Regions from separate parts of the Homo sapiens genome. Here all the other regions are linked to region 2. A link is a loop called in an ENCODE intact Hi-C map of the cell type or tissue named here. Cell type or tissue: PC-3. All regions are shown on one strand.

Region 1 (8,000 bases), 220 kb before region 2:
AATTTGAGTCAAGTAAAGGGTGAAGTTCAAAATGAAAGCAATAAAGGATTATTTTCAAATCTGATGATAATATGTCCCCATAAGCATTCTAGTGAATGTAGATTTATGGACATATGTGACTTTGCAACATGTTTTAAAATTATAGTGGATTCCCTGCAGTGCCATCTTTGACAGCTGGTCCCATGCAAATGTGAGGCTGGACTATTAACCACACAACATCACAGATGAATATGAGAAGCATGTTTCAGGCTGTCATTCATTTTTATTTTTTAAGACATTAACTACAAGAAATGTGAAAAGATTCATTATATGCAGAAGAAGAAATGGAACTGCTTTCATGATTTTTTTCCTATTGAGGCTGAAAGAAGTAGTTCACTGAATTGTGTGTAAAGAATAAGCACTTATTTGAGGAGGAATTTTGTTAAAATAATATTTTTAAAATCCAAAATGAATAAAATCTGCCAAAATTTTGTGAATTGTTAAAACAAAAAAAAAACCAGTTCACTAGAAGTGTCAGAAAGAATCTGTTCTGCAAGTTGATTCTGAATCAGTGTTAATGTGGTAAGATCCTCACTTATTATAAGTAAAATCCAATATACGGTGGGTTTATGATTCCATTTCTTTGGTAAGTGGGTAGGTCAGAGCTTAGGATACATCTTGCTAAAGAAAAAGCACTGCTACAGAATTGATGTGGGCGAGACCCATATCACAGTAAGAGTTTTAGATGCCTAATACTGCAAGGCTGTCCATTTTATAAGTGAGAATGGAGGCTCACAGGGAATCCATATGGAACTACCGTCAGCACCAACAGAATCAGTCTGTACTCTGTGTCCTGTGAGGGAAACCATGGGATTCCAAGAGGAAAGACGTGAAGCACAGAGACATTTCTCCAACTCTTGGCCACAGAGCAGAAAGCCCAGTGAACTGCTGAATTAAAGAATGCCATTTGCATATGCACAGCTCTCTTTTTCAAACCTCAGTGCCTCTAACACCTCCCAGTCTTCCTCCCAGAAAACTGGAGCTGTTTCTTGCCCCCGGCTGGGACCTGGTTTCCCCCATGGTCTGGCCAGGACTGAAATAGTATCACTTGCCCATAGGTGCCGGTACACAGAACTGCAGAGAGTGATCAGAAACAGAACCCAACCTGCCTTTAGTCTAAAGGGGCATGGCAGAGAGTGATGATCAGGATTTGGGACAGTGGGACCAAAAGTGAGAGCAGGAGAGCTTTACAGAGGATTTCCAAGCAAGGGAGATAGTTCTCAGCAGCCTGGTGGTCATGGGTGGACATAGAGGAGAAAAAGAATCTAACTGAAAAACAAGTAATTTCTTCTCCTCCTCCTCCTCCTCTCCCTCTTCCTCCTTCACTTCCTCATCCTCCTCTTCCTCCTTCACTTCCTCCTCCTCCTCCTCCTCCTTCTTTCTTATATGCTCTTGTGGTGGTTTTAAAACACGTCCACAAATTCTTTCACACTTCTCCCACCAAGAGGTAAAGTCCATGGCCCCTCCTCTTGAAACTGAGTGGATCTTCGTGACTGCCTCAATGAATAGAGTACACTGGAAGTGACACTGAGTCCCTTATTGGCTAGGCTAGAAAAGACCAGGCAGCCTTGGCTGGTGCCCCTGGGATACTCACTCTACTCACTCTGGGAGCCTTTGGCCACTCAGTAAGAAGTCCAGCTGCCCTGAGGTTTCCTTGAGACCATGTTGGGGGGCAACATAGAGGGAGAGATACCCAAGGAACTCAACTGTTCCAGCCCTAGCTGCTGGAGTCTCCCCAGTACAACTACCAGCTATAAATGGTGGAAGGGCCTTCAAGATGACCCCAGGCCCAGCTACCTTTCATGGCATAGCAATAGATAACTTGAACAGAACAGCTCTCCGTAATAGGGGCTTTCATCTTTCTTTTCTCAAAAGGGCAGGTATCCTGGAGGTCTGAAGCTGTCTTTGCTCAGAAGGTTAAGTCTTTGTTTTCGAAAGTTTCTGTCCCTCTCTCTGTGTCTCTATCTTTCTGTGTCTCTGTCTCTCTGTCTCTCTCTCTCTCTCCCTCCCTCTCTCTAACCGCAGGATTGTGTGGATAGGGAGGGCTCTGTTGATTGAAAGAGAGGAGAGAACCCAGTTCTAAGTATGGACGCTTTCCAGAGCCTAGAAGAAGTAAAGGGGTGGTAGGTTCTTGTAGTTGACACTTGTGCCCTCCCCTACACAGAAACTCAGAAGGATGTCTGATGGGACTGGTGCAAGAATGCCTGTTTGCTGAGCACAGAATGCCTCAGTCTTTAGAGCCTCCTCAGAGGACCCAGTGGCTGACTTCGGTGCAGAGGGGCAGGTGCCACAATCAGCAGAGTGCCATGTAATAAGTACAAATAATGAGGATCTCAGTGCAACTATGATGAGCTCATACCAGGCTCTCCTCCCCAAGGTTTTTGGATAGCACAAGCTGCTTGGGACCCTTACATAACACTAGAGAAGAGGAAGAACTCCTAAACATGACTGATACTGAATTTTCCATTGTAATTTTTAATTAAGAAAAATACCCTTTATTGTCCCAAAGATTTATTAAATCAATCTCACCTGATAATATACATACATTTGTGAATGGTGAGATTACCTTAACCATCCCAAAGGTGTTTACTATCTTCATATGAGGTTTTGGTATTAATAAATCAAATGATTTCTTATTGATGAAAATTTTAGGCAATGTAAAAAATAGAAATTTTTAGAGTAATTAAGTCATGAGAAGGTGCTTTTGGGGCTTTGGGGGAATCCATTAAGCTGCCCTTGCTCTTGAGAGCATCCCCATTTCTTCACTTCTGAAATGACAAGATCTTTCAAAGCCCCAACATGGCTTGAGTGTTTGAAAGCTCTAGGATGATTTTTATTTGTTCTCTCTGATAGAAATGTCAAATGCAGGAGTTTGTGTGACACAAAATGTTTAGGCACACATAGCTGTTGCCATGAACAAAATCTTCTGTATACAAAGGAAGTATTCTGAACTGTTTCCATTTTAGTTTCCAGTAGCCTTTAAAATAACCAAATAAGATCAATCATTAGGGCTTAATGACCCAGAAACTAATGCTGGAAACATTTACTCTTTAATGATGTCTCCTCTTCCTTCCTTGGCCTCCCTAACTAACATAAATTCATCATTTGTCTGTGTCTATGAAGTAAGATCAGATTGACTGGGGGTCTCTTCTCAATATTTTTTTTTTACCTTAACCATGTACTGCAGTTGATCAGAGCAATTAACAGTGATCCAATCCAGACAGAAAGTTATTTTAAATAACCTGACAACCAATCTGAATTCCAACTCTATGAAGGAAACTTGGCCAAAATGTGTTTAGTGTGTTCAAACATAGGCACTATTCAAAATCAAAGCAGAAAAAAAATGAAACTCTGTTAAAAGTGGCTCAAGATGAAGGCATTGCAATTCCCATCTTGAGGGCGGCTGATGAGTTCTTTTCAAGGTGAGGTGTGCCCTAGCATGCAGAGAGGACAGAAAGGGATAAAAGGAACAAATAAGCAAACAGAATGTGCTCTCAGAACTCCCAGCTTGATTTCCTCAAAGAAAAAGTAGAAATAGATCAAATCAAAGCATTCTTTAAAGATGCTGAGGTGGCTTTAACTGACTAAAATGTAGCTTTAAAAAAATCAGTATCCTAAATGCCAGGTGATTAATAAAGGTCAAGCAGGCAACTTCCGGACTTTATCAGTATAAGCTTAGTCGTGTGCCTTTATTAGGAAATGATCAATACCTTCCTACTTAGCAATATTTTAGGGAATATTTTCCTATAATAGGTAAGGTTTTTAAAATATGAAGACAAAAGTGTAGTATAGTTACTTTGTTTTTCTGGTAGAGCTAAGGAAGTAAATGAACCTCACAATAGTCAGTTTATGCACCCAAGTGAGATTAATTGCTTTACTTACACCATTACATTATTACACAATTCTTGTTATGTGGGGTTTTAAAAGTCTTCACTGTTTAAGCTGTTTTCATTTTAGTTATTCTGTTATTTACAACTGAAAGAGAAAACTGGAGAGGTCTTTGTGAATCTCTACCATATTTTTTTATGACTTTTGATTTCAAGAACCAAAATTGAGGATAAACCTGAAGCAAACACTGTTGAAATGGCCTTTGCAGTACAGACTTCATAGGCTAGAGGGCACAATTGTTTTAGCTGGTCCAAGGCAATGGAAAGCAAAACCTAGTCAACTGTTTCTTACACAGTGACCTAGCAGTTTTAAAATTTGGACCAAGAACGTGAAATTGCTCCTCGCTAAAAATCCACATCTGCTGGAAGAAACAGTAGAATAAAATGTGCATTTTCTATAGTAGTTTTGGATGTTTTTTGCAGAGGTCCTGGGCTTGTGAGAAAAAATAGAACACTCCAAAAGGTCCTTTGGTTCAGCAAAATTTTCCTATCTTAGATTTATCAAGCTGTCCACTCAGTTTTCAATGTGGCCTTTTCCTTCTAAAAATAACATCCTCAGCCGGGCGTGGTGGCTCATGCTTGCAATCCCAGCACTTTGGAAGGCCAAGGCGGGCAGATCACCTGAGGTCAGATGTTTGAAACCAGCCTGCCCAACATGGTGAAACCCCGTCTCTACTAAAAATACAAAAAAAAAAAAAAAAAAAAAAAAAAAATTAGCCACGCGTGGTGGCAGGTGCCTGTAATCCAAACTACTTGGGAGGCTGAGGCAAGAGAATCACTCGAACCCGGGAGATGGAGGTTGCAGTGAGCCGAGATCACGCCACTGCATTCCAGCCTGGGCTACAAGAGCAAAACTCCGTCTCAAAAACAAATAAAATAAAATAAAAAATAATAACAGCCCCTCCCTCCAATGTTTGTATGTATATATGCATATAACGTACTTGACAAGGAACTTGGTAAATACTTGACTATCATTAGGAAATTACAGGGTTGATTCTAAGTAGTGAGATTATGTCTTCTATGAAAATGGTTTCTTTTTAAAATGTACACATATTAATAATTTTTTTTTCCTAAAGCAGTTAGTTAGTCAATGATATTGTGTGGCCTTAACATTGTCTCTGCCTTTATTTGTTCCCTTCCTGCTTAGGGCTTTCTGGATCTTCTTTGCTGTTTTACCTTTTTTAATATGAAATGCTTCTGGTTTCTCCTCCTCACATATCATGTATGACCCCAAGTCCCAGATTATTTTTCTCTTTACTCATTTCTTCTGCTTCCTTCATGCCAGCACACCCAGGCAGAAGGAGAGCCACAGGAAAAGTGACCTCCACACTCACAAATTCCTGCTTCATTTCATCATGTTTTTTGCCTCACAAACTACAATTCTTATTCCCAAATTCAAATTTTTTCTTGAGTGATAGTTGTCTTTCTCTTCTTTCTGCACACCCAAAGATCTCAAGTAGGATATTTGGGGACTGATGAAGGGGAGAACTCAAGGAAATGATTGGGGCCTCAAAGAAGCTTCTAGGCCAGGTGTGGTGGCTCATGCCTGTAACCCCAATACTCTGAGAGGCTGAAGTGGGAGGATTGCTTGAGCCTAGGAGTTCAGCGCCAGCCTGGGCAAAAGAAGGAGGCCCTATTTCCACACAAAAAAATTTTTAAATAGCCAGGCATGGTGATGGGTACCTGTGGTCCCAGCAACTTGGGAGGCTGAGATGGGAGAATCGCTTGAGCCCAGCAGGTTGAGGCTACAGTGAGCCGTGATCATGATCATACCACTTTACTCCAGCCTGGGCAACAGACTGAGATCCTGTCTCAAAAAAAAAAAAGAAAAGAAAAGAAAAAAGAAGAAGTTTCTAGATAAGGGATAAATGTCTCATTAGATATGATGTTAAATACTTTTTGAAGCCAATCTTTCCACTTCCACCTATGAAATATATTCCAAACCCATCTGTGGTAGGCAGAATGTTGGGCCTCATGACCTTCTCCCTCTGGAGTCACTCCTGTGAATATGTTACTTTACATGGCAGAATGGACTTGACAGGTGTAATTAAGGTTACTAATCAGCTGACCTAAAATGGAAGGTTATATTGGCTTATCCAAGTAGGCCCAATGGAATCACGTGAGCTCTTAAAAGCAGAGATATTTTTCCAGCTAGTAGTAGAAGATAAAGTCAGATATTCCAAGATGAAAAGGATTAAAAGTGCTGCTGTTAACTTGAAGATTAAGGTAACCATGTCAAGGAAATGGCAACCTCAGTCCTATAACCTCAAGAAACTGAATTCTGGCAGGGTGCAGTGGCTCACGCCTGTAATCCCAACACTTTGGGAGGCCGAGGCAGGCAGATCATGAGGTCAGGAGATTGAGATCATCCTAGCTAACACGGTGAAACCCCATCTCTATTAAAAATACAAAAAATTAGCCGGGCATGGCAGCGGGCACCTGTAGTCCCAGTTACTCAGGAGTCTGAGGCGGGAGAATGGCGTGAACGTGGGAGGCGGAGCTTGCAGTGAGCCGAGATCGTGCCACCGCACTCCAGCCTGGGCGACAGAGCAAGACAATGTCTCAAAAAAAAAAAAAAGAAAAAAAAGAAACTGAATTCTGCCAACAAACTGAATGCGCTGGAAAGCAGAATCTCCTCAAGAGCCTCCAGATGAGCCCTGTCCTGCTGATGCCTTGATTTCAGCTCTGCTAAACCCTGAGTAGAAGACCCAGTTGAGCAATTGCTGTGCCCAGACTCTTGACCCACAGAACTGTGTCCATGATAATTATTTACACCACCATTCTTGTTACGTGGGATTTTAAAAGTCTTTCCTGTTTAAGCTATAGTTCTTCTCTTATTTATATTTTAAAAAGAAAATTTATATTGTCTTCTCAAGCTGTGAAAAAAAGGCTTAAAAGTTAAAACTTTCTTTGCATATGTATTATAGAAATGTATTGGTCTTTTGATGAAAGAATGCAGCTGTCTTTGCACTGACTGAATGGATGTCAAGTGCTAGGCTCTGTGCTAGTCAGTTTATAGATCCCACTTCCAGTCCTCATCACAACTTTTATGTCCCAGAGGGAAAACAAATGATCAAATTGAGGGAAAAAAACAGCAACCATATCTGGTGATAAGAAAAATAAGGAACGTTATTTCAAAAAGGAGGCAGGTATATAAGGAAATAGTTTATTTTTGAATCTGACTCCAGTATGTAAAATGTCCAGGGTTTTAGGAGCCACCTACAGAGGGGAAATGTTTCTATCTTTAAGGGTTATGAACCCAGCCTTTCTCTCTGGATGCACTTAACATTTTTTCCTTCATTTCAACCTTGGTGAATCTGACGATTATGTGTCTTGGGGTTGCTCTTCTCGAGGAATATCTTTGTGTTGTTCTCTGTATTTCCTGAATTTGTATGTTGGCCTGCCTTGTTAGGTTGGGGAAGTTCTCCTGGATAATATCCTGAAGTGTGTTTTCCACCTTGGTTCCATTCTCCCCGTCACTTTCAGGTACACCAATCAAAAGTAGATTTGATCTTTTCATATATAGTCCCATATCTCTTGGAGGCTTTGTTCATTTCTTTTCACTCTTTTTTCTCTACTCTTGCCTTCTTGTGTTATTTCATTGAGTTGATCTTCAATCTCTGATATGCTTTCTTCCGCTTGATCGATTTGGCTGTTGATACTTGTGTATGCTTCCCGAAGTTCTTGGCTGTGTTTTTCAGCTCCATCAGATCATTTATGTTCTTCTCTAAACTTGTTATTCTAGTTAGCAATTCCTCTAACTTTTTTTCAACGTTCTTAGCTTCTTTGCATTGGGTTAGAACATGCTTCTTCAGCTCAGAGGAGTTTGTTATTACCCACCTTCTGAAGCTACTACTGTCAATTCGTCAAACTCATTCTCCACCAGTTTTGTTCCCTTGCTGGCGAGGAGTTGTGATCCTTTGGAGGAGAAGAGGCCTTCTGATTTTTGGAGTTTTCAGCCTTTTAGCGCTGGTTTCTCCCTATCTTTGTGGATTTTTCTAGCTTTGGTCTTTGATGTTGGTGACATTCAGATGGGATTTCTGAGTGGACGTCCTTTTTGTCGATGTTGCTACT
Region 2 (8,000 bases):
CACTACCTGTTTACACGTGGCTTCAATGTGGGTGAATTAGTTTGAAATTCCCATTGAAGGCAGCCTCCAAGGGTTAAAAAGTCACAGTAAGACAACCTGTGGCCCTGTACTTTAAAGGAGGGATGGGAAAGTATACTGTATTTATATTGGAGACGTTGGAAAGATTTGGAGACCTTTGTTTTACTCATTCCTCCAGTTACATCTTAGCCCTTAGTCCTTGTCATAGTAGTTTCACTTGCCGCCAGACACACATCCCTCACAACATATACACAAGCTTTGTGTCCAGACTGTCACCTTGATTTTATTTATTTTACCCTAGGCACAGATCTGACCCTAGCTATATTGCCTTTGATACTTAAAGTAAATTTAAGATCCTGCTTCTGTTATTTTAATTCATTCTAGGCCCTATACCTCTGGACCTAAGTGTCTACTCTGTGAGGTATATAGTTTAGCTAAAATAAAATGAATGCCATAGATCATAATATATTTGAAAGCATCTTGAATTTGGATTTGACTCCAAACACTTCATTATATTTTGTTAATGCTAGCATGTAATAAATACTGTGATAACTTAAAATCTGCTTAGTTTCATATTTTTTATGATTCTAAAGGGCTCTTATAAAAATGAAATCAAAGAAAAGCATAATTTACATATATGAGGTTTCCTTAATGTCTTCTTAATGAAGTTGAAATCATTTATATTTATTCTCTTTTAGTATTGTGCTTCTGCTAAGCCAAAAACAGGCACTTGAAGAACTGAAACAGTCAGTCCAGCAGCTGAGATGCACTGAAGCAAAGTTTTCAGCACAGAAGGAATTACTAGAGCAAAAAGTGCAAGAAAATGATGGGAAAGAGCCACCTCCAGTAGTAAATTATGAAGAAGATGCACGATCAGTTACATCTATGGTAAGCTAAAGAATAATCCAATGAGAAACTTGGAAGAGTAGTGTCTAGGTAATAAGTGCATACAAAAATTATTTAAATTTGCTATAACAAATTGTTACTCTTGTTAATATGCAGGTCCTATTAAACTTGTTTGTAAATGCAAAATAGACTTGTCAGTCACCTCAGGTCACCTGGAGAGCACTTTCAGGAACCACCTGTAGAGTCAGAGGAAAAAGTTCTTCTCTTGCCTTCAAAACTGAAAGGAAAGACTGCAGTTGTTTTTATTCCTGGGAGACAGCAGGAAGGTAGGGTCTTATTCTTAAGAGAGAAGTAAGCAATAAGAAGAAAGCTATTTATTGATTTTTTTCTTCTTAAGTAGAATCTTATTTATCTGAGATTGCTGGTGTATTTATTGCTTTTAAAATACAAAATATTGATTTAGTTTAAGAATTTTTTTTCTGCTCATAAATGTGACCCTTAGACTACAATAAATACATTCAAATTCACCAACTTGAAATTCAACTTTATTTCATAGTTTTATTAACTGTTTAAGAATGCCTAGTATAAAGTCTTTCTTCTTCTCTCCTTTCCTTTCCACTCCTCTCCTTTCTTCTCTTCTTTGCTCCCCTCTCTCCTCTTCCTTTCTGTCCTCTCCTTTCCTTTCCTTCCTCTTTCTCTCTCCTTTCTCCTTCTTCCTTCCTTTCCCTCCCTTCCCCTCCCCTTCCTCCCTTCCCTTCCCTTCCCTCCCTTCCCCTCCCCTCCCCTCCCTTCCCCTCCCCTTTCCTTCCTTCCTTCCTTCCTTTCTTTTTCTTTTTCTTTCCTTTCTCTCTTCCTCTTTCTTTTCTCTCTCTTCCTCTTTCTTTCTTTATCTTTCCTTTTTCTATTATCTACCTATTGATCTATCTATCTATGTATGTTGGTGGTTCTCACCCCCTGCCACACACATACCTGGGACATTTGGTAGTATCACCAGACACTGTGATTGTCATAACCAGATCTAGTGGGTAGAGATTGGTGATGCTGGTAAACCTCTTAGAATGCACAGAACAGCCCCTCCCTTCACACTCCCAGCACAAAATTATCCAGGCTAAAATGTCAAAAGTGCCAAGGTTAAAAAAGTCTGAGCTACATCCTTGGCATTTCCTGTGGGTAACTTACAGAACTATTATAGTTATGCTATAGCTGATATTTTAGTACTTTTTACTTTATGTTGTTCTAAATAGTATGATTTGATTAAGTGGGTTCATATGTCTCCATAGCAAAAAAAAAAAAAAAAGACCGTATCTGAGAATACGGTAAATGTAGTAATGAATATGAAGTATTTAAACAATTGTGGTTATTACTATTACTATTAAATATTAAAATTAAACTATTGTGGTTGTTAGTAATATTGAGCCATATTAATCTACACATCACTTTGTGAATTGTGAATTATGAATCCTTGCACTCTTTCACTGTCCTAGCTATAAGGATCTCAGCACATGTACCAAGGACCCTATTAAATTCCCTTTCTTGCTTCATGATTCTTGATAAGTATCTGGCATATGTGTTCTTTCAAAGGAACTTTTGAAATGTTTTCCTTTTGTTTGGCTTTGGAATATCTTATCTAGTAAATCTTTTGTTCACTGAGTGTGGTTTATAATATTTCCCTGTTACCATGACGTTGTGGAATTGGTTATTTAAAGGCTTGGCTGGGCGCGGTGGCTCACGCCTGTAATCCCAGCACCTTGGGAGGCCGAGGTGGGTGGATCACAAGGTCAGGAGATCGAGACCATCCTGGCCAACATGGTGAAACCCTGTCTCTACTAAAATACAAAAAAAAAAAAATTAGCTGGGTGTGGTGGTGTGTGCCTGTAATCCCAGCTACTCAGGAGGCTGAGGTGGGAGAATCATTTGAACCTGGGAGGTGGAGGTTGCAGTGAGCTGAGATCGTGCCACTGCACTCCAGCCTGGTGAAAGGGCAAGACTCCATCTCAAAAAAAAAAAAAAAAATTCTGATCATCTGGAGTTTAATATTTCATAATCATTGAAGAAAAGTTTTGTTTAACTAATGAATAGATAATGTTTCTGAGGTAGTGTATAGTGTAGTTTAAGAGAATGAATTGCCTTCCGGCACCTTCAAGTTCTGCTCTCGTGTCCATTAATTCAATGGTGATAATACTTAATATATTTTTACAAGATGGTGCTGCATATTTCATTTTATCAAATTTATTTTAAATTGTTGAAATACTAATTATAAATTAGATCTTGCCTATTTGCTGAAGCAATGCTTTTAGTCATTAAGGATTTTTTTGTAAAAGAATACTATAATATATGTAGTTTAAAGCAATAAATTAATATTTTACAAATAAGACAGGGCATTCTTACAAATTAATGCCAGTTAATGAGATTTTACAGCATTTTTTCAGAACAATTAGAAATTTTTACAATGCCCAATTCCTAAAACTTAAGAATACATCTACATGTGTCAGTGAAATCTTTGTGTAATTCAGTTTTTCAATTAATAATTAGAATATTACTTTTCAGTTTACTTGGAAACGAAAACAATCAAAGCTTTAAATGATTTTGTCCCCAAATGACTGTTTAAGCATTGCTTTATGAATAATGTTACAAGAAAAGCCTGGAATTCACATAAGTGGTTCTATTGGTATTTTCTCTTTATAAATTCCATTGCTATAAATGGTATACAATTTCAATAAGAGACTTATTTGAATATTGGAAGAATTGGAAGAACTCAAAATTAAACTATTGTATCATGGAAAATTGTGAAAATTTGTGTAAATATTATTTGAGAGCAGGAGAGACAATGAATTATGCTCCATGATCTTAGTTAATGGCAGTGTTACTGAAAATACCGACTCTTCGGTGGTGAATGCTTCTGTAGAAGAGTGCTTTAAGGAACTGTACCATTGAAATGTGCCATGCATTGGGTATTCTTATAAAGGTTCCAAATGATCAAATGTGTAATCAGGGTTGGGGTTGTATAGTCAAGTTCTTAGTGTTTGATGTTTATTTTGTCTTAGTCTTGATGTTTATTTTAGCTCTATGAGTCAATGAGAGTTAAAGCTCATTGTTACAGTTTAAACGTTTGCTCTCTCCAAAACTCATGTGGAAATTTAATTGCCATTGTAAGAGTGTTAAGAGGTGGGACCTTTGAGAGGTGATTAGGTCAGGAGGGCTTCATCCTTATGGATGTAATTAATGTCTTTATAAAAGAGGGAGTTTGGCTCCCCTTTACCTCTTTGCCCACCTCCCCACCCCCGCCATGTGAAACCAAAGGATTCTTTTCCTTTGGAGGATGCAGTCTTCAGTGGTCCATCTTGGAATTGGAGATTGGGCTCTTTTCAGATGCCAGGTCTGCTAGCACCTTGATCTTGGACTTCCTGGAACTGTGAAAAATGAATTTCTTTCTTTTTTTTTTCCTTCACAACTATGCTAATGAGGAAAGCTGTGGTTATGCTAGATAAGTATGATGAATTAAGTAAGAGAGGGGAAGAGGAGTGAAGATGCATATAAGAAAGTGATTATAATGATTAAAGAATTAAAGCTGTGTAATAAAGACAGAGGCCATCAAGAGAGGAATGGAGTATAAGGAAAAGTGCTTTGAGGAGATAGGTTGTTAAATCAGGTGATTATGGCATAATAGGTTAGATAATAGAATCTTAAAATTTTGGAATTTCCTCTAGCCAGTGACAGTAAGCAGAATCAGAAATAAAAGTGAAGCATCTTCAATGGCACACCTGTAAGGGAATATAATAAATAATAATCACTTTGTGTCTACCACAGAAATAAAACCCTGCCATTTTATAAACCTTAATATTATTTAAAAAATAATTTTGGTAGACTGGATGTAGTGGCTCACACCTGTAATGTCAGCATTTTGGGAGGCTGAGGTGGATTTACTGCCTGAGTTCAGGAGTTTGAGACCAGCCTGGGCAACATGGCAAAACCTTGTCTCTACAAATATATAAAAATTAGTCGGGTGTGGTGGCACATGCCTGTAATGCTAACCACTCAGGAGTTTGAGGTAAAAGGATTGTTTAAGGTGTGTAGTTTGAGACTGCAGTGTTCCACGATTGTGCCACTGCACTCCAGCCTGGGTGACAGAGTGAGAGCCAGTCTCAAAATAAAATAAAAATAATTTTGGTCTATTAGTAGAGTAACCTTTAAAAACCATAAATCACAGTTTTACCTTATTTGCAAAGGTTCACTCTACTTCTCTGAACTTAACAGAGTGTTTCTAAGGCTTAGGATAACATTGGAAAGATTAGTCTTTTCTGTTATACCATCAAGCTTATAGACTACCGGAGGGGGAATAAATTCATTTGAACTTTGGCAGTACTCTATTAAAGAGGAAAAAAACGGGCTATAAGAATACACATCTTTAGAGCATTTAGAGATGATATCTTTGAGACCATTATAATTACAAAAGGAGAAGTACAATGATAATTTATGGAAGGTTTTCCTAGCAATGTTAGTCATATTTATTTTGCTAGGCTGGCAGTAGTACTAGTCTGAGTTTTGTTGTATTGATTTGATTCATTAGATTAGATCTTTATTTTCTCTGTGTATTTCCCATTAGTTTGTGGGATGTTAAGAAGTGTACCATGGAGAAGTGAGTTGCAGAATTTGAGTCATGTTGGGTGAAGCCAAAAGAAACAGTAATATTGACTGCAGGAACTTTCTAAGCCTTTAATATTAAATGTCCAAGGGGGAAATAGTATATGGGATGCAGTGTTTCTGAAAATATTGTCCCAATTCCCTTTCAAGGAGCCTCCTGGGAGGACCATAGTGTAATGGAGCATACTTTGGGAAATGCTTAGTTAGAAGATAAATCCTTTCTTATTGAATTGGGATAATGACAGATTAAATGTCTAATAATTCTGAAGAATTTTGAATTGCTTATGTGTTGTTGAATTTAAGGATTATTTTATATAATAGTTCAATTCTAGCTCTTTGGGGTAGAAGAATCTGCCTTCTGGAGCAAATTAGGAGGGTGAACTCTGTTGACTCACAGTGATGAGAATATCAAAATTTTCTAATCTCCAAGTAAACATCAGCTGCTTTCTTATTATATTTATTTATTTATTTATTTATTTATTAAGAGACATGTTCTTCATTCTTTTTTTAGTTATCTAGTTGTAAGAACATAATAAATATTCAATTAGTATATGCTGAATTAAATAATTGGACTTCGTTTTCCCTTCAGAATAATCTGGTTATTTAACTTTATGACAATATATGCTTTGGACCAAACATATAATAATTTTTGTTGAAAGAGTCTCCCTTATATGTCAGATATGTCTAGAATTTATGGCACCATAAAATGAATTTCTACTTTATAAATGTAATTAGCTAGTCTGTATGATAATTGCCTTTGTTTCTGAAATTGCACATTTTGTTTAAGCCCTTTTGCTAGACCAACACACAACATAGATTTTTCTTCTCTGCACATGTTACTTAGTTTTGCTTAATTGAGCAGCAGTATCAGTAAAATCCTATTTTGTTACATTTTCAACCAACAACACATTTAATTTGTTGGCTAAAAATTGTCAGGCCAGGCCTGGTGGTTTGCGCCTGTAATCCTAGCACTTTGGGAGGCTGAGGCCCGTGGATCACTTGAGGTCAGGAGTTCGAGACCAGCCTGACCAACATGGCAAAACCCTGTCTCTACTAAAAATACAAAGATTAGCCAGACATGGTTAAGATCCCTTAACCTTTCTGAGTTTTCTTTTCCGTAGAGGGAGGAAATGAATATATACCTCTTTTGCCTTACAGGATTTCTGTGACACTGAAATGAGATAATGTGTATAAACATATTTTGTATATTATAAAATCCTGTAGAAAAATATCAGCTTCTATTTCAGTTTTTCTAAAAAATGTACCTTAGTTTACAGGTAAATTAATTGATATTCACTGAGTTCTTAAGTATGAATTGTAGATTTTCTGTAAGATTATTTTACATATTTCTTATTCATAAAGGAAAAACCTTAATTTCTTTGGATAGGTAGTACATGCACATTTACATGGGTCTAAGTGTCCTTTCTTAGTGTCCCAGTTCTCTTCCTTAGAGGTAATCTTCCAGAAGTGTTGTATGCAAATAAAAACACAAGTGTAAATGATATGCCTGCTGTTCTTTTTACACAAGTGTTACAGCATACAACAGTAGTGTTCTGTATCTTGCTTTTTTACTTAATGCATCTTAGGTATCATTTTATAATAGTGAATGTACAGTTACTTCAGTTTTTTTTCATTTATCCATTCAAAAAGCAAATATTTATTGAATGTCAGGTGTCAGGTATCATTTTAGGTTTTGGGGATACAGTAGTGAACAAAATAGAATTTGTTTTCACTGTTATGGGCCTTTTACTCTAATTGGAGGGGACAGTGAATAAACAAACAAATAAATACATAGTATGTCACATGGTGGTAAATTCTTTTGAAAAAAAGCAAGATTGGGGGCAATAAGGCAATGAGTGCTGGGAGTTATTTTTATACATAGTGTGGTTAAGGAAGGATTCCTTGATAAAGTGCCATTTGTGCAGATATCTGGAAGAACTGAGAGAGCAAATGAGACTGCTTGGGGTGAGAATATTTCAGGCAGTGGGAAGAGCAGATGAAAGGAGGAACCAAAAGGAAGCCAGTGTAGCTGAAGAGAGAGAAAGTAATAGGAGATAGGGTCTGAGAAGTAATGGGCAGTTAGATCATAAAGTCATACAGACCCACGTAGGACTTCAGTGCTAATTCATAGAGAAATTAGAAATCATTGAGCGTTCTGAGTGAGGGAGTGACATTTTTACATGGTTTTCAATTTTTTGTTGTAAATACATCTTCAGTGAAAATCCTTGTAATACTATTGTGTGTAGTTTATGTGTAAGATATATTTTAGGTTTTGTTCAGCTTATATAGGTTTAGATTTTACTGTCAAAAAAGTTGAAAAGTTTCTGAACCTGAGAACAATGTCAGTTATAGATATTAATTATAACATTAATATTTCAGTTTTGTAGATGAGTAAATTTTTGCTTCCAGCTTTTCTGTGGCATGAATTTTACCATGCTGAACTTCAGTGTCTTAACAAACCATTACTATTATTAAATTCTTCTATGGCTCTGACA
Region 3 (8,000 bases), 550 kb after region 2:
ACTTCTTTTTTTTGTGAGACAATGTCTCGCTCTGTCACCCAGGCTGGAGTGTGGTGGTGCCATCTTGGCTTACTGCAACCTCCACTTCCTGGGTTCAAGAGATTCTCATGCCTCAGCCTCTCGAGTAGCTGGAATTACAGGTGTACACAACCATACCTGGCTAATTTTTGTATTTTTAGGAGAGACAGTGTTTCGCCATGTTGGCCAGGCTGGTTTTGAACTCCTGGCCATACATGATCTGCCTGCCTCAGCCTCCCAAAGTGCTGGGATTACAGGCATGAGCCACCCAGCCATTATAACATCTTTTTATGCTGTATTCACATCCATTCCCAGGCCCATAATTAGATACTTTATGCAAAATAACTGAAAACTCTGTCTTGTTAGTTCTGTAGCAAAAGACATAGAAGTTCATAAGATTTCTTGCTAACTCAAGTATGTTTTGCTTTTTTATTTCTAGTTTTTTAATAAAAATATGAAAGCTGATTTAGAAGTGATGGGAATATCCACCCACAAAATCAGGATAATTGATGCCATGTGCCTTTTATAGAACAGAGTTTCTCACTCCAAAGTGAGAATCGAGTTCGACAGTGTTTTCTGAATGAATGCATACATCTTGATCCAGCAACTCTATGTTTATAAATTTCTAAGAAAATACTCATGGTTACCTGCAGAGCTTTAACCACATGTGAATATATACCAAATACAGGCAGAAATTTCTAAAAAGTAAAAAATCAACTTAATAAATAGTAGATTGCAATTTTATATTGCTTACAAGCCACATGTGATAAGGCTTTCATGTATATTAACCATGATATTATAAAAATAATTCTATGAAATTGATAGTATTAGTTTTCTCATCTCACAGATAAGGAAAGTGTGGCAAAGAAAAGCGAATACTCTTTACTTCAGTCATGAAGCCTGTCATGATCTAGCTTTGGAAGCCATGCCAAGCCACTTCTGCTGCAGTCTCTTCTTTAGAACTGACTCAGGCCCAGCACAGTGGCTCACTCCTGTAATCCCAGCACTTTGGGAGGCATATATTCATGAAAAAAGAATATAAGGAAACTCATGGAAATATTAACAGATTGCTGGACTTGCAGTTGATTTTTATTATTTCTATTTTTTGTTTATCTGAATTTACTAAGATTGACTTTGTCTAGAGAAAATCAAAACATATTTTTTGTAGTTGTTGTTAAATTCGACCTTTCTGTGAGATGACTTCCGTGTACTTAACTCCTTATCTCATTACCTTAAAATAATATGTTGATAAACCTTTGACTGATGCTGTATCAAATTCTTTTTTTACATTGTATGTAAACTGAGAGACAGTGATGTTGGGGAAGCTGTGACTTTAGCCTGTATTTATTGACATGCTGATGCTCAGATATTTGAAGTCTGAACTGAACTTAAAACTCTTGGTTCTTGCCTTTTGTTCTGTTGAATAGAAACCCCAAAGTTGCTTCATAGGATTTAAAGTAGCCAGAGAATATTTTTCCCTTTTAAAAACATGACCTATGCACACAGTGGCTTTTAGATACAAACAGATCATCCATTTGATATAGAGACCTCATCTCCTCTCATCTTAACTCTGATTCATCAGTGGCCCTTGCAGTCTCACTGAGATAGACATTCAGGCATAGTTTGTTGGATTTGTTCTGGTTCAGTGGTGGACAAAATTAGCCCATATACAGATAGCATCCTCCCACATTTAAATGAAAAGAAGAAAGTCATTGTCAGGCCTTTATTAGCCCCACTAAAATTTTGCCTCTCTGATTAAAAAGTTCAGTTTTTAAAAACTCACTGAAAAACATTGAGAGACTCAAACTTCATTTTGTTCTCCCCTCCAGTAAGTTACATCAGGATTCAAAATATTAAAGACAGCTATGATTAGAAAAACCATAGTGTGTTGGCCTTGTAAGCGGGCTTAGAGATTGTAGGCATGCATTGGTGGTAAGGAAGCAGAGCCTGCAAGTGTTGTAACTTACAAAGGTTACACAGAACAAAATGGGGTAACCAGACAAGAATTCAGATCTCACTTTAGGACAACTCTTTTCTAATTATACCACGCCACTTCTTGTTATGAGAACACTTTCCTGAAAATTTCCAAATTGGCTTGAGACCTCTGACATTTCCATATCATTTTTTCTTCTCATTGAAGATCATTAGGTCAAAACCATTGTTCTTCAGGAAAGTATGCCATGGTCACCATGCCCTTTTCTGAAAGAGAGGCTACATGTTTATAGTGAGAATATGTGGGTAATATCTGTAAATCTCCTGCAATGAAGCTATAATTGTATTTCTCATTGAGGTCATAGTTCTGCCCTGGGGAAAGGATAAAAAGAATCAGAATTTACCCTTTTTAATGTGGGGGTTCCCCACATTGACTTGGATGTAAAACTTTGGAAAAAAGCTTTTGTCATCTATTCCCCAACTGCCAACTGAGAGACCTTGGTACCGGAGCTCAGGACAGATGGATGAAGAGTCCTACCTTTAGGCAGAGAACTGGAGGCAATTTAGCTATTGTTTATCATTTGCACCACACAGAGAATTAAGGGAATATGAAATGCTTTATCTATTGGTATTCTGCTATTGCCATCTCATTGCGATAAAAAGAAATATAAGTATGGTATCACCCCAAACAAGAGGTAGGTCCAAGTTTAGAAGATTCCTACACCTGTATGATAGCATCTGTGATTTAAAAGTAATTTTATTTTACCTGATTCTCTTACCAGTTCTGTGATGTTAGCACAGTGGAAGATAATGGAATCCAGGGAAATGAAGTGACAGGACAATGACCACAGTCTGTTCCTGCAGTAGGAACCAGTTCCTCGGGTTTCTTCCTAGTCCTTTTTAGATATAGCTAAGGGAATCTTACAGACATGGAAACAATCAATTTAGATTATAAAGGTTTATCAACAAAAAGTATTCTGCTAAAGGCAAAAATCCTGTGATCTAGGTAGTCAGAACGCTGTCCTCACAGGGGCAGAAATGTTCTTCAGCTAAAGTATGTTCAGAATGGCTTCTTTTCCTTCTGGCTTTTGAACAAGAATTTGCAACTTTGGAAGACTATTCTCTCAGCGGAGAGAATGGCAAGTCTAAGAAAAAAAATGTTTATTTAAAAAATGGTATCCAAAAAGAAAGCTAATGCTTTTCATACTACTTAATATGTCATTGTTGTGTTACATTAGAAAGCAACAGGGTTTTGATGTGCCCTTATTATGGTTTACAGACTTAAAAAGCAGAAAAAAAAAAAAGGAAACAAAGGTCTCCCACCCATGTGGCAAAGTGTGCTTTGAAGTTCTGCTGCAATATGTTTTATAGATCTTGAGACAGGTTCACAAATTGCCAATCTGCAAAGCTGTCTGGATGACCTTTCCACACATAGAGGTGACCTAAGCAGAGTAGTATGCTGGCAATGACCAGGAGGCTGAGAAACTAGTTTCCTCGTAGAGCATGTGTTCATTTACGATTTTATTCACATTTTGCTTTGCACGCAGACTCAGTTCTTTTAGTTTAGTTTCCTTTCATTCAGTTTCCACAATTTGTATGGTTGACTTAGCGAAATAATTACTTTTGGTAAAAAATATTCCTTGAACATTATTCATTATTTGGTTCATCATTTGCAACAAATATCTTTTAGGTTAGACATTGAGCTGGTAACTCCATTTGTGGTCTTGCCCCTCTTTTATCCATTTAGCTTTTCTATATGCTGTTTCCTCCATTTAGAAATCCCCTTACTGTTGCTCTTTTCTAACAGTCTCCTCCTTATTCTGCAGACTCATCTTTTCTGAAAAGACTTTCTTCATCCACAAATGGCTTTGATGCTAATACCTTTATTTATGCCTGATGGGAATAGATGAGATCACTCAGGAAGAATATGTCATGTGAAAACAGAAGAACTGGTTTGTACCGGACACAGAGGAAACAGTGCCTGCCAGGGAGAAGGGAGAGGAGTGCTAGAGAGGGAGGAGAAAGCCAGGAGAAAGGCCAAGGGGTAACTGTTTCTACATGCAGAGCGTGGTAAGTGCCAGTCACTGCTACAGAGAAGACAAGCAAACTGAGAAATGGAATGCGTCATTGGTCTGTACTTGTATCTGCTCATTTTCATACAGAATAACACCAGAATGACTCATAAGAATCTAACAGTGGTTACTTATAGAGGTGACTGGCCCTGAGCAGCTAAGGATCATGTACAGAAGGTAGACTTTTATATTTTGCATACCTTCTAAAGTTTCTGAGTTTTGAACTACGTGAATGAATTACGTATTAAATACACTAAATCAAAATTATTTAGACTCACACCTGTAATCTAGCACTTTAGGAGGCTGAGATAGGGGGAGGCACTTGAGACTAGTAATTCAAGACCAGCCTGGACAAACATAGTGAGAACGCACACCTAAATATTTTTTTAATAAAAATAAATGAAAGAAAAAATTTAGACTAACTATAATACTCTAATATTCATATCAAATTAGCAAGATATACAAACTTCCAAAATTTTTATATAAAATTAAAATTGGGTTTAATGGGTCAAATGATCTAAATCAACATTTTGATGAAATTCATGTAATAAATCCTTGGCAAAAATCATTATTGCATTTGTTAATTATACTGTATTGGAACACAGAAAATCTTTTCCAATCTATTTGGATTGAGAAACATTTTATTTGTATTTTAGTGTTTAATCATTTCTGGCTCTCAGTCAAGCAAACAAAATATTCTGAAATGCTATAATGCATTTTCTCAATGCTACAAAGCTTCTGCAATCTTTTCTTACTTTACTTTTCTTTCTTTTTTTTTTCTTAAGGTAGGTGAAATGCAACAGAAATACAAGATTTATATGTACCTAAGGAGGGATAAAATCTTTATGTCCATCACATACTTTATCTAATAAAGTAAGAATGTTAAAAAGACAGTTTTCCATTTGGGGAAATGAGGTAATGAAAATGATAGAATTCTGATTTCAAAGGATTATTTGTTGAAGTGTTAGTTTCCAAACAATCCAAACAGGTAAACCAAGGATTTTTTTTCTGGCTTTACATATGATATACTCTATTATTATAAATCTTATTATTATACACTTTTTAAAATGTATTGGTTACATACAGTAAGTTTTGTGTCTTAAAACAAAAATATTTCTATCCCATTTGCTGCCATCTCTATCTCTTTCTGTATTAAAGCACCCTTGTGAGAAAAGCTTGGTCTCTAGCAGTCTTGGGAGGACATCCAACCTGTCAGATCCTCCTTTCTGGGTTTATTTATAGCTAAATAAGAGATATATATATATATAACCAATTTTACCTGAATAGTATGAAATAAATTCCATTTTAATTTTATTGTTTAATAAAAAGCCAGGAGAGGGTAGAGCCAAGATGGCCAAATAGGAACAGCTCCAGTCTACAGCTCCCACGTGAGTGACACAGAAGATGGGTGATTTCTGCATTTCCAACCGAGGTACTGGGCTCATCTCACTGGGGAGTGTTGGAAAGTGGGTGCAAGACAGTGGGTGCAGTGCCTCCAGCGTGAGCCGAAGCAGGGCGAGACATCGCCTCACCGGGGAAGTGCAAGGGGCCAAGGAATTTCCTTTCCTAGTCAAAGAAAGGGGTGACAGATAGCACCTGGAAAATCGGGTCACTCCCACCCTAATACGGCTCTTTTCCAATGGTGTTAGCAAATGGCACACCAGGAGATTATATCCTGTGTCTGGCTCAGAGGGTCCTACGCCCACAGAACCTCACTCATTGCTAGCACAGCAGTCTGAGATCAAACAGCAAGGTGGCAGCGAGGCTGGGGGAGGGGTGCCCACCATTGCGGAGGCTTGAGTAGGAAAACAAAGGGGCCAGGAAGCTCGAATTCGGTGGAGCCCACCGCAGCTCAAGGAGGCCTGCCTGCCTCTGTAGACTCCACCTCTGGGGGCAGGGAATTGCCAAACAAAAGGAAGCAGAATCCTCTGCAGACTTAAATGTCCCTGTCAGACAACTTTGAAGAGAGTAGTGGTTCTCCCAGCACGCAGCTGGAGATCTCAGAACTGACAGACTGCCTCCTCAAGTGGGTCCCTGACCCCAAAATAGCCTAACTGGGAGGCACCCCCTAGTAGGGGCAGACTGACACCTCACACGGCCGGGTACCCCCCTGAGACAAAACTTCCAGAGGAACGATCAGGCAGCAACATTTGGTGCTCACCAGTATCCGCTGTTCTGCAGCCTCCGCTGCTGATACCCAGGCAAACAGGGTCTGGAGTGGTCCTCCAGCAAACTCCAACAGACCTGCAGCTGAGGGTCCTGACTGTTAGAAGGAAAACTAACAAACAGAAAGGACATCCACACCAAAACCCCATCTGTACATCACCGTCATCAAAGACCAAAGGTAGATAAAACCACAAAGATGGGGAAAAAACAGAGCAGAAAAACTGGAAACTCTAAAAATCAGAGCACCTATCCTTCTCCAAAGGAACACAGCACCTCACCAGCAACGGAACAAAGCTGGACAGAGAATGACTTTGACAGTTGAGAGAAGAAGGATTCAGACGATCAAACTACTCCAAGCTAAAGGAGGAAGTTCGAACCCATGGCAAAGAAGTTAAAAACCTTGAAAAAAAATTAGATGAATGGCTAACTAGAATAACCAATGCAGAGAAGTCCTTAAAGGACCTGATGGAGCTGAAAACCAAGGCATGAGAACTACATGACGAATGCACAAGCCTCAGTAGCTGATTCAATCAACTGGAAGAAAGGGTATCAGTGATGGAATATCAAATGAATGAAATGAAGCGAGAAGAGAAGTTTAGAGAACAAAGAATAAAAAGAAACGAACAAAGCCTCCAAGAAATATGGGACTATGTGAAAAGACCAAATCTACGTCTGATTGGTGTACCTGAAAGTGAAGGGGAGAATGGAACCAAGTTGGAAAACACTCTGCAGGATATTATCCGGGAGAACTTCCCCAATCTAGCAAGGCAGGCCAACATTCACATTCAGGAAATACAGAGAATGCCACAAAGATACTCCTCGAGAAGAGCAACTCCAAGACACATAATTGTCAGATTCACCAAAGTTGAAATGAAGGAAAAAATGTTAAGGGCAACCAGAAAGAAAGGTCAGGTTACCCACAAAGGGAAGCCCATCAGACTAACAGCTTATCTCTCGGCAGAAACTCTACAAGCCAGAAGAGACTGGGGGCCAATATTCAACATTCTTAAAGAAAAGAATTTTCAGCCCAGAATTTCATGTCCAGCCAAACTAAGCTTCATAAGTGAAGGAGAAATAAAATACTTTACAGACAAGCAAATGCTGAGAGATTTTGTCGCCACTAGGCCTGCCCTAAAAGAGCTCCTGAAGGAAGCACTAAACATGGAAAGGAACAACCGGTACCAGCCACTGCAAAAACATGCCAAATTGTAAAGACCATCGAGGCTAAGAAGAAACTGCATCAACTAATGAGCAAAATAATCAGCTAACATCATAATGACGGGATCAAATTCACATATAACAATATTAACCTTAAATGTAAATGGACTAAATGCTCCAATTAAAAGACACAGACTGGCAAATTGGATAAAGAGTCAAGACCCATCAGTGTGCTGTATTCAGGAAACCCATCTCACGTGCAGAGACACACATAGGCTCTAAATAAAGGGATGGAGGAAGATCTACCAAGCAAATGGAAAACAAAAAAAGGAAGGGGTTGCAATCCTAGTCTCTGATAAAACACATTTTAAACCAACAAAGATCAAAAGAGACAAAGAAGGCCATTACATAATGGTAAAGGGATCAATTCAACAAGAAGAGCTAACTATCCTAAATATATATGCACCCAATACAGGAGCACCCAGATTCATAAAGCAAGTCCTTAGAGACCTACAAAGAAACTTAGACTCCCACACAATAATAATGGGAGACTTTAACACCCCACTGTCAACATTAGACAGATCAATGAGACAGCAAGTTAACAAGGATATCCAGGAATTGAACTCAGCTCTGCACCAAGTGGACCTAACAGAC

The links. A loop is a pair of places that touch in the nucleus more often than their neighbours do. Peaks named below come from ENCODE experiments on the same cell type or tissue, not always from the same donor. Only the 100,000 strongest peaks of a DNase experiment are listed, where the experiment ranks them.
Region 1: it touches region 2 in a loop (2.9-fold over the local background); 4 of 110 quality-filtered maps call a loop at or near these places.
Region 3: a loop joins it to region 2, with 3 times the contacts of the local background. A loop is called at or near these places in 2 of 110 quality-filtered maps.

What each region holds. Positions count from the first base shown.
Region 1 is chr5:108,677,333-108,685,332 of GRCh38, forward strand. No RefSeq gene overlaps it. Among named protein-coding and RNA genes, the nearest start is that of LINC01023, 47 kb to the right of the region's middle. RefSeq lists enhancers at 4,063-4,563, 7,912-8,000. In PC-3, a CTCF peak has its summit at 4,127; a DNase peak (open chromatin) is centred at 4,169.
Region 2 is chr5:108,896,943-108,904,942 of GRCh38, forward strand. FER (FER tyrosine kinase) reads left to right here. Exons shown (of 20, transcript NM_005246.4): 10 at 717-906. Among named protein-coding and RNA genes, the nearest start is that of FER, 150 kb to the left of the region's middle. In PC-3, no CTCF peak of the experiment used is centred here; a DNase peak (open chromatin) is centred at 3,879; H3K27ac peaks cover 1,120 bases.
Region 3 is chr5:109,451,900-109,459,899 of GRCh38, forward strand. LOC105379117 (a long non-coding RNA gene) reads left to right here. Exons shown (of 8, transcript XR_001742838.2): 2 at 3,777-4,020. Among named protein-coding and RNA genes, the nearest start is that of PJA2, 46 kb to the left of the region's middle. In PC-3, no CTCF peak of the experiment used is centred here; a DNase peak (open chromatin) is centred at 4,012; H3K27ac peaks cover 795 bases.